Linked DNA regions of Mus musculus: region 1 is linked to region 2. A link is a loop called in an ENCODE intact Hi-C map of the cell type or tissue named here. Cell type or tissue: left cerebral cortex. All regions are shown on one strand.

Region 1 (8,000 bases), 620 kb after region 2:
TATGAATGCCAAGTGGCTAGCGTTCTAGAGCTTATGCTGCTATGACATCTCCTAACCCCACCATAATCTACTTGTGACCTAAAATAAAATTCTTTGTCTCTGAGGTTGCTTTGCCAAGTGTTCAGAAACCAAGATGGATAACTAGTAGAATTACCCATTCTTTATGAAGAATTTAGTCTATGAGCTTCCTGCCGTCCCCCTTTTATATAGGGTATCATGTATCCTAGGATGGCTGCAAACTTGCTATGTATCTTGAGAATGACCTTAAACTACTAATCCACCTGCCTCCACCTCCAAAGAGCTGGGATTACAATCAGTGCAACATAACCAAGTTCAAACCTAGAGTTCAAATCTAGAGCTTTGTGAATACTGAGGAGGCACCCTGCCATCTCAGACCCATTCATTGCTGACTCTTCTTGTTTTCTGTTTGAAACAGGGTCTCGTAATACCCCTTACCCAAGTCTTAATTAGATCATTTTAAGGTTTAAATTTACTATGTTTTCTGTTTGTTCTATTCTGTTTTTGAGACAAGGTATTTATTTTAGATTGTCCATGACTTGAGAACCATCTGTCTGTCTCGACTTCCCTTGGTATAGGGATTGCAGGCATTATTACTACCACGCCCAACTAAGTTGAATTGCATTCTAAGAATAGAATTCTTGGTGCTGGAGAGATGGCCCAGTGGTTAACACTTGCTATTCTTGCAAAGGACCTGGCTTCACTTCCCAGCACCCACTTTGGGTGACTTACAACTGCCTGTAACTGCAGTTTTAAGGACTGATGCCCTCTTCTAGCTACCTGTGGTGCACATATATATATGGAGGCACTTGTACATATTCATAAAATAAAATAAATCTTGGTGTAGAAGTACACACCTTTAATCTCAGCACTTGGTAGACAGTCGCAAGCAAATCTCTGAGTTCACGGACAGCTTGCACTATATAATGAGTTCCAGGACAGCCAGAGTTACATAGTTAGATCCTGTCACTAGATTAAATAAACCAAATCTTAAAAATGGAATTAACTCTTAGCTAAGCGTGGTGGCATGCACCTTTAATTCCAGCACTCAGGAGACAGAGACAGACAGATTTTTGGGTTCAAGGTCATATTAGAACATAGAGAACTCCAGGCCAAAAAGGGATATATAGTAAGACCTTTTATTTAAAAAAAAAAAAAGTTACATTTGGGACAGACCAATGGCTTAGCAGTTTAGAGGACTTTCTGCTCTTGTAGAGGACCGCCATTCAGTTTCCAGCACCCACATGGTGGTTCACCATAGCCTGTAACTGTATCTGTAATTCCAGGGGATACAGTGCTCTTTTCTGGCTTCTATAGGCACTAGGCTTGCTTGTGGTACACTCATGTAGGCAAAACATTCATAGCCATGAAAATAAAATTTTAAAGTAGAATTCTTATGGTTTGCATTTCAAGTAAATTTGTGCGCAAGTAATGATCATGGTATCGTCTAAGTAGAATAAACCTTTAATTATTAGTTTATAATTGAATTTGTTTATTCTAGTAATTTTGTTTAGTTTTGTAATATTTATTGTTTATTGACAGGTACCACATTTAAGTGATTCATGTCCAACTTTTTTATTTAACATTTTGTAGTTGCCAACGTGTGCTCTAGACAATTGCCTATATATGTTGTTATTGTGGTGGGTGGGTGTGTGTGTGTGATGTTCATGCTAGTACTTGCAAGTACACTCAGACCAAAAAAGATAGCAGCATCGCCTGGAACTAGACTTAGTGGCCGTTATGAGCCACCTAACATGGACACTAGGAACAAAGCTTGAGCCCTCTGGGAGAGCATCAAGTCCTCTTACCCAGGCAACTTGTCCCTCTAGCCTGGAAAGGTTTTAAATCCTAAGTCTTCATAGAGACCCAAAGAAACTAACCAAAAGACCAGTTTTAGAGTATTTATGATGAATGCATATTTCAGTAAAGCAGAATTAAGAAAATAGGCAATGGTCATAAGCCAAATGTTAAAAAAAAGTTTTTGTTTTTTTAGTACAACACCTCAGGTATTGAGCCCCACTATCACATCTCCCCCAAACGCATTGCCTCGGAGAAGTTCCCGCCTTTTCACTAGTGACAGTTCTACAACCAAGGTAAAGATTTCTGCCTATTTATTTAAAACTTCCTATGCTGAAATTTCTTTTTTTTTTTTTTTTTGAAATTTCTATTCATTCATAACTTCATCTCAAATAAATAAAGGGTTTTGTTTTAATTTTTTTAGAGAGCTCATTATATACATCATGCTGGTCTGAACATTGCCATCTTCCTGCCTTCCTTACCTTCTGGGGTTCTGGGATTACAGGGATGCACCACCACGCTGAACTAAATAATTTATTTGGAGAACCTAGCTATAATTTTTGTGATTCTCCTTGGTCATTGGTAAATAGGTCAGTCTTGAAATGACCAAATCATTTAAAATGATTAAAAATGTTAGTGGCTTTTTTCAGGAAGTAGACTGGAGGAAAGATGCAACAATTTAAATGTAGTACAAAAGGATTTCTTAGTTCTAGAAGAATAATTCTGTCTCATAACTGTTATGGTTGGTTGCACAAATGCCTTTGGTAAATTACATAGCTCATATATACACATGCAAAAGAATTCATTTAAAACTGGGAAATGTCTATGGGGTTTGTGCTTTATATCTTATCACTGAGGAAAGAATGAGTGGGCATTTGGTCTTGTTACTATCTTTCTAGAATAATGTTTTTAAAGTTAAAAAGCAAAGATGTGAGGGGGGACCTTTTTTGTCTTGATCTGCTGACTGACATGAATAATTAGTTACCTTTGAGTGATTTTGTGCTTTGATATAATGTGATGGTAGTGCTTTGATATAATTAGTATTGCGTTGTCTTATTTTTAAGTAATAAATGAGAATGTGATACACTTTCAGAAAAGATCTGCCCTTAGTACAGACTGACCTCAGTCACTATTAGTTGGGCAATGCAGTGACTCTTGGCATGCTGGTTCATTCCTGTAATTCCAAGATTTGGGAGGGTAAAGCAAGATTGCTTCAAGTTCCAGGCCAAAAAGTAAGACCCTGTCTCAAAACAAAAAATAAGCAAAAAAATTGGTTTTGAAGACTTGTTTTTATAAAATTTCTGATGAGAAAAACAAAAAGACTAATGAGGACTATGCATTTCTTTTCTGTGTAGTACTTGTAGGAAATGTTAATGGAGACATCTAGAAGAACGAGTATGATAAGCGTGGAATTTTATTCCTTTTTACAGGAGAATAGCAAAAAGTTAAAAATGAAGTTTCCACCTAAAATCCCTAACAGAAAAACAAAAAGTAAAACTAATAAAGGAGGACTAACTCAGCCCAGCATAAACGATAGTCTGGAAATTACAAAACTGGACTCCTCTATCATTTCAGAAGGGAAAATAACCACAGTCACACCTCAGATCCAGGCATTTAACCTACAAAAGGCAGCAGCAGGTCTGTTTGTAAATGCTTACTGTACTTCCTGTGTTTCTACTTTTATTTTATACTTTCTTTGATTACGTTTCTTCATGCCTTTATTGTTTTTAGATTAATACTGGCATTAAAAATTGTTTTAATGGATATTTTTATGTTTTAAAATTTGTCTTTTACCTATTTCTATGGATATGCTTATCCTCAAAGAAGTCCAAGTAGAGCATGAATCCCATGGAACAGGAATTGTAGATGGTTGTGAGCTGCCATGTAATACTGGGAACTGGACAAAAAATGCTTTTAACAACTGAGCCCCCTTAAATAAATTTTTTAACTTAATTACATTTTATTTTATTTCATTTGGAGAGAAAGAGTGAGCATGTGTATGAACATTATGTGGGATCTCAGGGATCAAGCGCAGGTCTTCAGGCAAGAACCTCTAACTACAAAGCAATCTTGTCAGCCCAAATACTGGAATTTTTTAAAAAGGAATAATTTGTAGTTAGCAGTTTTAGAAAACCAAACTTGTATGTATTTCTCCTTTGTTTATCATGTTGTTTTCTCCTAGAAGGTTTGATGAGCCTTCTTCGTGAAATGGGAAAAGGTTATTTAGCTTTGTGTTCATACAACTGCAAAGAAGCTATCAATATTTTGAGCCATCTACCTTCTCATCACTACAGTACTGGTTGGGTCCTATGCCAGATTGGACGGGCTTATTTTGAACTTTCAGAATACATGCAGGTAAGTATACAAAGATACATATATCCTTCTAGAATTAATTTAACTTTCATGCTTAAGGCTGGATCATAAAGGCTAATATTTACTAATTTATTATATAATGTTTATATAATTATTTTCCTAGTATGTATAATTGTCTTAGTTAGGATTACTATTGCTGTGGTGAAACACCACAACCAGAAGCAAGCTGGGGAGGAAAGAAAGGCTTTATGTTGCTCACAATTCATCATCAAAAGTAGTGAGAGTCCTGGAGAGATGGCTCAGCTCAGCGGTTAAGAGCACTGGCTGCTCTTCTAGAGGTCCTGAGTTCAATTCCCAGCACTCATGCACCGATGCCCTCTTCTGGTGTGTCTGAAGACAGCAAGAGTGTACTTATATACATAAAATAAGTAAATCTTAAAAAAATAAATAAATAAAAGCAGTGATCAGGAACTCAGATAAGGCAGGAACCTGGAGGCAGGAGCTGATGCGGAGGAGGGATGCTGCTTACTGGCTTGATCCTCGTGCTCAGCCTGTTTTCTTACAGAACCCAGGACTACCAACTCACGGATGGTACTGCTCACAATGGGCTGGGCTCTCCCCTATCGATCACTAATTATGAAAATGCCATTCAGACATTCAGAGGATCTTCCGGAGGTGTTTCCTCAGTTGAGGTTCTATTTTTTCTTTCAGAGTTATAAATAAAATTATTTCTTATATTGAGATAATTTAAACTTAGTAGGCTTTCTTGAAAAGGATTTTAGAGGATCAAGTTAATACAAATTCTTTCTACAGTTGTGTACAGAATTATACACTGCGGGCTGGTGAGATGGCTCAGTGGTTAAGAGCACCGACTGCTCTTCCGAAGGTCCTGAGTTCAAATCCCAGCAACCACATGGTGGCTCACAACCATCTGTAACGAGATCTGACACCCTCTTCCGGAGTGTCTGAAGACAGCCACAGTGTACTCACATATAATAAATAAATAAATCTTAAAAAAAAAAAGAATTATGCGCTGATCTGAATTTAGTGTGCTTTATAAACTTAAGGCTATGAAGAGGAATATATTGAAGATACAATGTCCTAATAACAAGGTTCTTTATTTTTTCTTTTCACCTGGTAGCTCTGGCTGGCCTGGAACCTGCTATATAGACCAGGCTCATCTCCCTAATGCTGGGATTAAAGGCATACACCACCATACCTGGATGGTTTTGTTTTTGAGATAGGGTCTCATGCAGGCAGGCTGTCCTTGAACTCTAAGACAGGATTACTCAAACTCCTGATTCTCTTCCCTTCCCTCTTAGATTGTGGGATTACAGGTGTCTGCTACCATCCCTGATTTATGAACCCGTGGAGGAGTTGAATCCAGGGCTCCATACATTCTAAGCCAACCTTTCCAACTGAGAGGGAGCTCTATCATCAGTCATTCAACTTAATTCATTGGTTTCTTTTTTGTTCTCATAGGTCATAATCACTTGTGGAGTTTAGTTTGGTTTTTTGGGGGGGTTTTAGGGTTTTTGTTTTATTTGTGTTTGGTGGGGGGATTGAGAAAGGTTTTTCTGTTTAACCTTAGGTGGCCTTATACTCAAAGATCCCCCTGCCTCTGCCTCTGCCTCCCAAGTGCTGGGACTAAACACACGTGTTGCCACCACCAGGCTTTTTATTTTATCCTGGAAACAAGTTCCTGCTATGTAGTCCTGGCCCACCTTGAGTTCACTACATGGCCCAGGCTGGCCTTAGCTTGCTAGGCCTGTTACTTTGAATTCAGTCCTAGCTGATAATTGATTTTATAGCTTCTGAAATTTTTGAAGCCAAAAGGTATTTGTGTCTCTAATTTCTTTGTTATATAACCTATTTCTTTTAGAAGCACTCACAACTTTTAAAGAGATTTGAGGGGCTTATAAAACAGCGGACTGATTCTACATGGCAGATCACTGTGTTTGGGGCTTTGTAAATGTCCTTTCCCGGGGCTGGAGGTAACTCAGCAGCTAACAGCACTTGCTGTACTTGAGGTCCCGTTGTCAGCACCCAGTTGGGTCACGGTAGTCTGTAACTCAATCTCCAGGGCTTTGATGGGCTCTTCTGGCCTCTCAGGTACCCACATACATAAAAGCAAATAACAGTTCTTCCCTTAGTTTCTGTCATCTTCATTAAATACAACCCAAACATTCCTTATTCTGAACTACAACTTTGAACATTTTGAACTTACTAAGGTGTCAAAACTAGGTGACACAAAAATGTGAAGTTTTTATAGAGTTTATAAGAAACACAGTTCTAGAAACTGTAAATATTTTCAGAGAGAAAAAAGTGACCTGGGGGGGGAGGCATAGAAAGGGTTAGTGGGTACTGTCCATCCAGCAGCATGGTGCTTGGTGCTGTTCATTATTCAGTGTGCCATACAGTTGGCAGCCATTCACCTTTTTAGCCTCTAAAAGTTTCAGCTAAGCTTTTGAGTAATTTCATTTTCTTTCTTTCTTTCTCTCCCTCCCCCTCCCCTTGTCCCTCCCTCCCTCTCTCTCTCTCTCTTTTCACAATTATACCTTATGTAAGTGTTTGCATGTATGTATGTGTACCACACATGCACCTGATACCAGAGAGGACATTGGATTCCCTGGAACTGCAGTTCTAGGTAGTTATAAGCTGCCAACCAATGCCAGGTCCTCTACAAGGCAGCCAGTATTCTTTATCCGGTTGCTCCATCCCCATCTTTGTCTTTTTTTTTTTTAAATAGAAATTTCTTTTCAGGCTTCATGCCTTTTTTTTGTTTGTTTGTTTTTTAAAGAATTATTTATTTCATGTATACGAACGAGTACACTGTCACTCTCTTCAGACACACAAGAAGAGGGCATCAGATCACATTACAGATGGTTGTGAGCCACCATGTGGTTGCTGGGAATTGAACTCAAGACCTTTGGGAGAGCAGTCAGTGCTCTTAACCACTAAGCCATCTCTCCAGCCCCAGGCTTTATGTCTTTAAACCTAGTTAAAATGCAGGACCTAGGCTAACTGAAGTATGATTGCCTCCGTATTTGAAATCTCACAACGATTTCTCTTGTTTCTCACTCTCATAATTATAGCAGACATTCAGTCCTGGGAAGACAGTAGCGGCACTGCACCAGCCTGTACGGACACTTTCACTTACTTGTGCTTTAATTTTAGGCTGAAAGAATATTCTCAGAGGTTAGAAGGATTGAGAGTTTCAGAGTTGAAGGAATGGAGATCTACTCTACAACACTCTGGCATCTTCAGAAAGACGTTGCTCTTTCAGTTCTTTCAAAAGATTTAACAGACATGGATAAGAATTCACCAGAGGTATGCTACCAGTAATTTGTTTATATAGTCATTTAGCTTTTACTTGTTTAATTTTTGGGTGCAGTGCTGGTCTGGAACCCAGTACTAAGGGTATGCTAGGCACATAATCCTTAACTCTGAGTTAACATCCTTGACCCCAGCATAGCTTTTGATCATCAGAACAAATCTAGTCCTGTATCACTTAATGATATATTCTGACAAGTGTGTTGTTAGGTAATTTTGTCATTTTCACAAAGCGTCATAAGATACAATTACACAAGAGTTCAGTTACTCTTTACTGCACAGCAAATTTGATACTAACTCTGGGCTTCATGAGATTGTCTCAGAGAAGACTCACCTCACACATGCAAAAAAGTCATGCTTGGTGATTCATGATTGTAACCTCAGTTCTTGGAAGGCCTGTCCAGACAACAAAACGGGACACTTGATCTTCAGAAAAAACAAAACAGATTCTGTGTGAGGGAGCACATATATGCCATAGTGAGTATATTTGGATTTTAAGGGATAACATTTGGCCATCCATTTTTTTCCTTAAATTATGT
Region 2 (8,000 bases):
GGAACTCACTTTGTAGACCAGGCTGGCCTCGAACTCAGAAATCTGCCTGCCTCTGCCTCCTGAGTGCTGGGATCAAAGGCGTGCGCTACCACGCCCGGCCTAACTCAGCTTTTTACCCGCAGGGATTTCTGCTGTGAGCCACCACACTTGGCCAGGCTTGGATTTTAAATTCTTAACTCTCAAATGTGTTAGCATTCTTTTTCCTTTCTTATTTTTCTTTTTTTGTCTGTGTAGCCCTGGGTGTCCTGGAACTCACTCTGTAGACTAGGCAGGCCCTGAACTCAGAGATCGCCTGTCTCTGGCTTCTGAGTGCTAGGATTAAAGGTGTGGACCATCATCATCTTGCAATATGATGGCAAGAGGATCTAAACTTCAAGGTCATTTTTGGTCACAGAATGAGTTTTATATAAAACTCTAGTCATTAAAAAATTTGAGGGCAGTCAAAAAGCTCAAGGTGTTTGCTGTCAAGCCTGAGTCTGAATTCTAGGACCAGCCTGTAGGAGAGAACTGACTCCTGCAAGTTGCCCTTTGAACTCCCCACATTCACCAGGGCATTGCCTCGACCAATGATATTAATAAAACGAACTCCAGAAAATACGCATTAATGGGCTTTAGAAATAAAACCACACTTTTTTGGTTTGCTTTTGGAGACAGGATTTCTCTGTGTATCACTGGCTGTCATCAAACTCAGAGATCTGTCTGCCTCTGCCTCCTGAGTGCTGGGTTTAAAGGCATGTGTCATTGCACCTGGCTAAAAACCGGAAAGTAGTTGTTCTTAGGCTCAAAGTTAGAGCTCCTTGAATCCCCAGACTGTCCATCATCAACAAGCCGCTGTCTACAGATGTCTTCTTACAAAAGCCCCGAATGTGAAGAACTTTCTGTGGCGTGGGGAATGGGCACATGTTGGCTGGAGCGGAGTGCTAGAGGCTTGCTGTATTTGCACTGAATCCAGACGCGGTACATGGTCAGCTGTTTCCCTCGATTCACCTGCAAGCGGCGATCCACCAGGTTCTGCACCTTCTCCAGGCCAGCAGCGGTGAAGAGCGTATCCAGCTCACCTGGTGTGAAAAGAGCCAGCGTTACAGAGGCTGCTCTGGAGAGAGGGTGCTCTGCTAGCGACTCTCCATGTGAAGTGGAGCCTCGACACTGTGCCTTTTTTTTTTTTCGAGACAGGGTTTCTCTGTGGTAGCCTCAAATTCAGAAATCCACCTGCCTCTGCCTCCTAAGTCACTGTGCTTTTTAAGAGGCCTATTAGCATTGAATACTGATGTAGTGACAGTTTGACAATGACAGGTCCAGGTTTGGGCACCAAAATATCAAAACAAACCTACCAACCAACCAAAAAACCAGAAGATAGAAATTCACATACCACCCCCAAAATCAATCAATCAATCAATCAATCAATCAATCAAACAAACAAACAAACAAACAAACAAACGACACAATAAGGGTGAAGGGAAGCCTATATATAACACTAGCAGTTGGCAAGGGATAGCAGGATAGGGATAGGGTTCATGGCTGGCTTGGGCTACACAGAGAGACTTGGCTTCAAACAAAGCAATAATTCCCAAACCAAAAACTATTCTCCCAAGCCGACAGATGAGTATGTCAACACAATGTCTTACAGGACAACTTTCTTTGTTTTTTTTTTTTAAGATTTATTTATTTATTATCTGTAAGTACACTGTAGCTGTCTTCAGACACCCCAGAAGAGGGCATCAGATCTTATTACAGGTGGTTGTGAGCCACCATGTGGTTGATGGGATTTGAACTCAGAACCTTCGGGAGAGCAATCGGTGCTCTTAACTGATGAGCCATCTCACCAGCCCACAGGACAACTTTCAATGCTACATAGACAACGTCTTAAGTATATGACTCAATAAAGGGCCCACCAGTTCTCTTAAAGCACTGGTGGAAGGAGCCTGTGGACAGGGCTGATGGCAGAGATGGTCCAGGTCGCGCCTCACCTGGACACAGCTGCACCTGAAGCACAGGCTGCTGCAAAGGGCAAATCAGACGAGGCTGGAGGCTGAGACTTGCCAAAAGGGCAAGTTCCCACTTTGGACAAAGAGACAGAAGTGAGAGGAAAAGCAGCTGATTTAGAGCAGAGCACATCCTCACGTACACCAAATGACATTGTATACATACACCCTCACCCTCACCCGCCCCCCCCCCCCCCCCCCGCTCTCCAATTTAAAGCTATTGGTTAAACAAAAGTGGCTACAGCCAATTACTGGGGAGAACAGAGGTAGGAAGGCCTTCAACTACAGGGCTGGGTGGTTTCAGGTAGTGTGGCAGAGAGACAGAGACAGAGGCAGGTTCAGGGACAAGAACTGGGGGATGGGGTGGGGGCAGGGAGAGAGAGGAGGAGGAGAAGGAGAAGGAGGAGGAGGAGGAAGAGGAGGAGTAGAGAGGAGATGGACCACGATCATGCGGACAGAAGTGCATCCAGAAGACAGGCTGATGGAACAATGGCAGCCAAGGCTCCAAACAAGTAACCTAGGGAGGCTAGCTGCAAATGAGCCAGTCTGGCATATAGAAAAACAGATTGGGGCAACTGTCCAGTAATTATGAATTGTCTAATCTGATTAAATAAATCCATAGGACTATGTCTTGATTAACTGGGGGTGGGGTGGGGAGTGACGGTTCATATTAAGAGCTTATACAGTTATCAAATATCATTTACAACAAGCATGAGCCAGAGTTGTCTCAAGTGACAGCTCAGGGCAGTATGAGAGGAGAAAGGCTGGAGGGACAGGTGACTTAAGGGCAGGTAACTATTTACCTGACCTGTAGACACTGCCTTTAGCACTAATACATCACCATTTTCATACCTTGTGTGAAGAAGTAAACTCTGGTGCCATCACCTCTCACATAGAAGTTTCCAGATAGACACTGACCTGCAGTTACACGACAAAACCAGATATGTTAATACATTTGAAAAACAAAATGGATGGCAGGCAGTGGTGGTGGTGCACGCCTTTAATCCCAGTACTCAGGGCAAGCAGATCTCTGTGAATTCTAGACTAGCCTGGTCTACAGACAGAGTTCTAGAAAAAATGCATCTTGAAAAACTAAATCAAATGTGATGGTTTGTATATGCTTGGCCCAGGGTGTGGCACTATTAGGAGGTGTGGCCTTTTTGAGGTGGGTGTGTCACTGTGGGCGTGGGCTTTAAGACCCTTATCCTAGCTGCCTGGAAGCCAGTCTTTTAGCAGCTTAAAGATGAAGATGTAGAACTCTCAGCTCCTCCTGCACCATGCCTGCCTGGATGCTGCCATGCTTCCTGCCTTGATGATACTGTACTGAACCTCTGAACCTGTAAGCCAGCTCCAATTAAGGGCTGTCCTTATAAGACTTGCCTTGGTCATGGTGTCTGTTCACAGCAGTAAAACCCTAATTAAGACACCAAACAACAACAACAATAAAAAGGGTTTGTTATTTTTTAAGCTTCTGTGTATAAGCTTGTGCCTGAGAGAGTTATGTGAACCACAGGGCTCACGGAGTCCTGGGATGTCACATTCCCTGGAATTGTGGGTTATGGGAAGTTGTGAGCTGTCTAGTGTGGGTGCTTGGAATTGGACCCAGGTCCTATGCTAGAGCAGAAAATGCTCTTAACTGCTAAGACTTCTCTCCAATCCTTAAAGTACTTTGAATTCCATCATTTAACAAATGTGCAACAGGCTACCTGTGGGGGCTCACACTTCTAATCCCAGTAGAGGAGGCTCAGGCAAGGAGGGCTGGCATAGAGTGTCAGGGCACGATGACACCGAGTGGGACTCTATCTCACCTCTCCGTGTACACCTGCACCAAGCACTTTCCCCTCAACAACGGGAATTCAAAAAAAAAAAATCAGATGTTCATTTGGGTGACATGCGATTCTTCAAAGGAACTCACAACTTCCTACAAAGGAACAGCAGGGAGCAGCACCACGGGAAAGCCAATGTCAGTATGTAATAATACACGTGATCCGAGCTGAGTCCCAGGCACCACCACCCGCTCAGCCTACAAATTCCGTTAAAAGAAAAACAAGATCAGTGAAACTGACTCTTAACTAAACTGGCCCATGCTGCTGCTCGAGTCCCCAAGCACACACCATGAGAACTCAGTTTTCCTGTGAAACTTCCCCACGTGTTCCTAACAGTTCACATGGAACAACATGCATTTCTTCCCAGTGAACTTTTATCCAAGCGACCAGGCTTAAAATGATCATCCATCCACACATGGGTTTTTTCACCTAGTAACACAGAGCAGAAACTCTCCAGAACAAACTGTGTGGCAATCCTAGCTTCTAAGGTTTTGTTTATACCTACTTTATGCTGGCAGAGTTTCTTCCAAGATGGATAAACTAAAAAAAAATGAGAGTGCTTAAGAAAGGCCAGAGAAAAGCCGGGCATGGTGGCGCACGCCTTTAATCCCAGCACCCGGGAGGCAGAGGTGGATTCCTGAGTTCGAGGCCAGCCTGGTCTACAGAGTGAGTACCAGGACAGCCAGGACTACACAGAGAAACCCTGTCTCGAAAAACAAAAAAAAGAAAGGCCAGAGGCAACTGTCTTTTTATCTTAAGCAGAGGCGCGTGGCTCCTTGCTTGAAGCGGCGGCAACGGGGCTGAGAGGAATGATGAACATGTGTTTGTGGGTCATTTAAATTGAGCTGCTTTTTTGGGTGGGTCCTGGATCTTCTCTTTATCAAGTTCCTGACAGCACTATGATAAACACAAACATCAAGAAAGACTTCACCTGCTGTGAACACCGAAGATGTCTTCTCACCCTGCCATCTGACTTGACTTTAGTGCTGAGAGCACTGCACATGCTTGGAAGTGTGCCACTCTGAGCTAAACTCCCAGTTGACCTGGAATTTACTATGTAAACCACCAGGCTTGAACTCACAGAGCTCAGCCTCTGCCTCCGAGTGCTGATAAAAAAGTCATATGCTACTTTGCCTGGCCACATCTTTATATATTTTTAATTTTTTTTTGTATTTTGCTTACATGTATGTATCTGTACCTCATGCACGCCCAGTGTCTGTTTAGGTCAGAAGAGGGCACCAGGTCCCCTAGAACTGGAGTCACCGACGGCTAAGACCTCATGTGCATGCTGGAAACTGAATCTGGGTTCTCCCCAAGGACAGCCAGGACTCGTAGCCCTGACTCATCTCTCCAGACCCTCACATACCTTTCTTAAACCGAAGTTGAGCCATGTCATAGCGGCCATAGTCTCGAAGAAGCATCACCCCTCCAGGCTTCAGGAGTCGGCTTAGCTTGCTGATCGCTTTCTGCATCCTGGAGGGCAGCAGGGAATGAAGTGTAAGTCTCCTTAGGGATGGCGTCCCCTCCTATAGCAAACCCCCGGACAACAGACTTCCTAACTCTGACACTAAAAGCCAGCCCTGATGTCCTACCTGGTGGTGGACATTCCAAGTATTAAACCTGACTCACTTCCTGCTGGTCCTGTGATCGCCACCCTTGCAACAGGTTCCTGTAGCTCTCTAAGAGCCCTGAACATATAGTGTATGTATGGCCATACTCATGACTTGTCTTATTTTGGCTTGTGTTTTGGAGAGAAGTTGGTGTTTAGGTCTTCATCACGGCCAGAGCAAAACCTCTCATTCCATGATCAGGGTAAACAGAAAGGAAGAGGAAGGCCACTGTCCCCTTCCAGGGCACCCACACATCGATCACACCCAAACTCCTTCAACTGTGAAGATAACGCTGCAGGTGTGATGGCACGAGCCTGCAATCTCAGCACTCAGAAGGTGCAGAGGAATCTTTTGTGCAATGTACGCAAGTTCCACCTGTTAGGAAAAAAACCTTTGGCCACTGAGCTGGGGAAGGGTTAGGAAGGATTAGAATTTGGGAATCTGGCACAAAGAGACTGAATTTATAGGACAGAGACAGGCATGAGGAAGATTTGCTCCGTGACAGAGAAAAAGACAGTCATGAGAAACTGAGGACCAAGTAACCAGCCAGGTAACAGAATACAGAATAAAATAAATGGGTAATTAAGATACGGGCCAGTCAGGGAACAGAGCCAAAGCTATGGGCCTCAGCATTTATTCATATATAGAAGTCTAGGGTCATTATTTTGGGGAATTTATGTGTGGGTGAGAAAGCTCACAGTTACAGGGGGGTTGAGGCAGGAGGACTTTGAGTCAGAGGCCAGCTCAGGTCTAAAAACCAAAAAGAAAAACAATCTAAAAAACTGTACACATAAAAAGCCCCAGCTTACATGGTGCTGCATGCAGCAGGCAGGTGAGCACTGCCAGGGGGCTTCCCACCTGTCCCCTGCTTTTCCCCAGAGGCCACATGTTAAAAGCATGGCTCTTCTTTGAGCTACTAGAGGGTGGTAGAAACTCAAAGGTCCGGACCTTTAGGTCACTGGGAAGCATGTGTGGGTGCCCTGGTAAGGAACAGGGAGATTCCGTCCCCTTCCCCTTCCTCTCTTTTTACTCTGACTGTGGAATGAGAGGTTTTGCTCTGTCGTGATATGCCCCCTTGCTGAAGGCCTAAAAGCAGTGTTTCAAAACAAAACAAGCCAAAATAACCTTTTCTCTTTCTAAGTAAATGCTCATGTAGCACTCTCCAAAAGTCTGACACAGGATTAGGTACTTACAGCACCTGAAGAATACAGTCTACACAAAATGTTTCAAAGCCTCATATACTACTGGGCCAGAGACGTTACTGCTAATCTAGAGGAAGATGGCTAGCTCAGTAGGCTGTGTCAAAGGCTCTCACAACTGACTCTACTTCCAAGTGAGCAGTTTCACAGGATTGCAGCAGTCTGATTAACACAGGCGTTTTGTTTTTGGAGCTGGGCTTTGGCTTCGTTGCCTAGGTTGCCCCTGAACTCCAGGGCTAACTCCTGCCTCAGCCTCCTGCATCACTGAGACCCCAGGGCATACTTCTATCCTTCCTTCTCTTTCTTGGTTTAGGGATTGAACCCAGGGACCTGTACGTGTGAAGCACATTGACCTCTGAGGCACACCCTTAGGAACTCAAGCTAAACACATACTAAACCCTATCACCAGATGCCTGCACATGAACTTACAAAAATATGTTAAATTAGTTACTGTGATGTGTGTGTGGGGTGCGTGCACATATCACATGTACAAGTCAGAGAAGAATGTGGGGGAGTCAGTTCCCTCTTTCCATCACACAACCCTGGGCTTGATCTCATGTTGGTGGAAATTCCTTTACCTGCTGAGCCATCTCATTGACCCTACATGAAATTTTAAAATTGTATCTTAGAAAGGCGTTCTTATTTTATATATATTGGTATTTATGTGCATGCACATCATGTGCATACAGTGCTCATGGAAGCCAAGTGTGGATGTTGAAACTCTTGACCCTGGAGTTATGGATGGCTGTGAACTACGGTGTGGGTGCTGGGAAGCAGACTGCAGTCCTCTGGCGCCCTTCACCTCTGAGCCAGCTCTCCAGTAGAGCAATCCAACTGTTCCCTGCTCCCCATGTCTTTTTGAGATAGGGTTTCTCTGTGTAGTCCTGAGATTCATTCATTCTGTAGACCAGGCTGTCCTCCATCTCAGAGATTGCCTGCCTCTGCCTCCCCAGTGCTGGGATTAAAGGCTTACACTACTACCACCCAGCCTTTGGATTCCCTTTATGTCAACCTGATTTTATGGAAGGCTGTATTTCAGTTTTCCTAACACCAGAAAACACAGTACAGTCATTATAGATTTTAGGGTGTTAAGAATCTTGACTTATTTCAAGCATTTAAAAGGTTGGTAATGAGACAGCCATCTTGACTCTGAAGCAGCACGTGCTGAGAGTGGACTAAGTGGATATCTTCCCAGGGTTTTCAGACTTAGCTTCCAACAAAGAAAGCAGGAACCAGTCCACAGTCAGCAGGCAGAGGGTCAAAGGCTCAAACAAAGGCGGACATCAATACAACAGTCTCTTGGCTTTTCATGTCTACTAGACATAATAAAACCCTTTGTATTTAGGGCATAATTGGAGTTCAAGGTCTTCACTTACAGCTTTA

Evidence for each region. Peaks named below come from ENCODE experiments on the same cell type or tissue, not always from the same donor. Only the 100,000 strongest peaks of a DNase experiment are listed, where the experiment ranks them.
Region 1: it touches region 2 in a loop (5-fold over the local background); 2 of 42 quality-filtered maps call a loop at or near these places.

What each region holds. Positions count from the first base shown.
Region 1 is chr11:104,516,834-104,524,833 of GRCm38, reverse strand. Cdc27 (cell division cycle 27) reads left to right here. Exons shown (of 19, transcript NM_145436.2): 10 at 2,012-2,111; 11 at 3,246-3,453; 12 at 3,998-4,170; 13 at 7,306-7,458. Among named protein-coding and RNA genes, the nearest start is that of Cdc27, 30 kb to the left of the region's middle. In left cerebral cortex, a CTCF peak has its summit at 4,520 (motif pointing left); no DNase peak of the experiment used is centred here.
Region 2 is chr11:105,132,619-105,140,618 of GRCm38, reverse strand. It overlaps Mettl2 (methyltransferase like 2), which reads right to left. Exons shown (of 9, transcript NM_172567.3): 7 at 5,175-5,281; 8 at 2,835-2,900; 9 at 1-1,058. The coding sequence ends at 850. Among named protein-coding and RNA genes, the nearest start is that of Mettl2, 10 kb to the right of the region's middle. In left cerebral cortex, no CTCF peak of the experiment used is centred here; no DNase peak of the experiment used is centred here.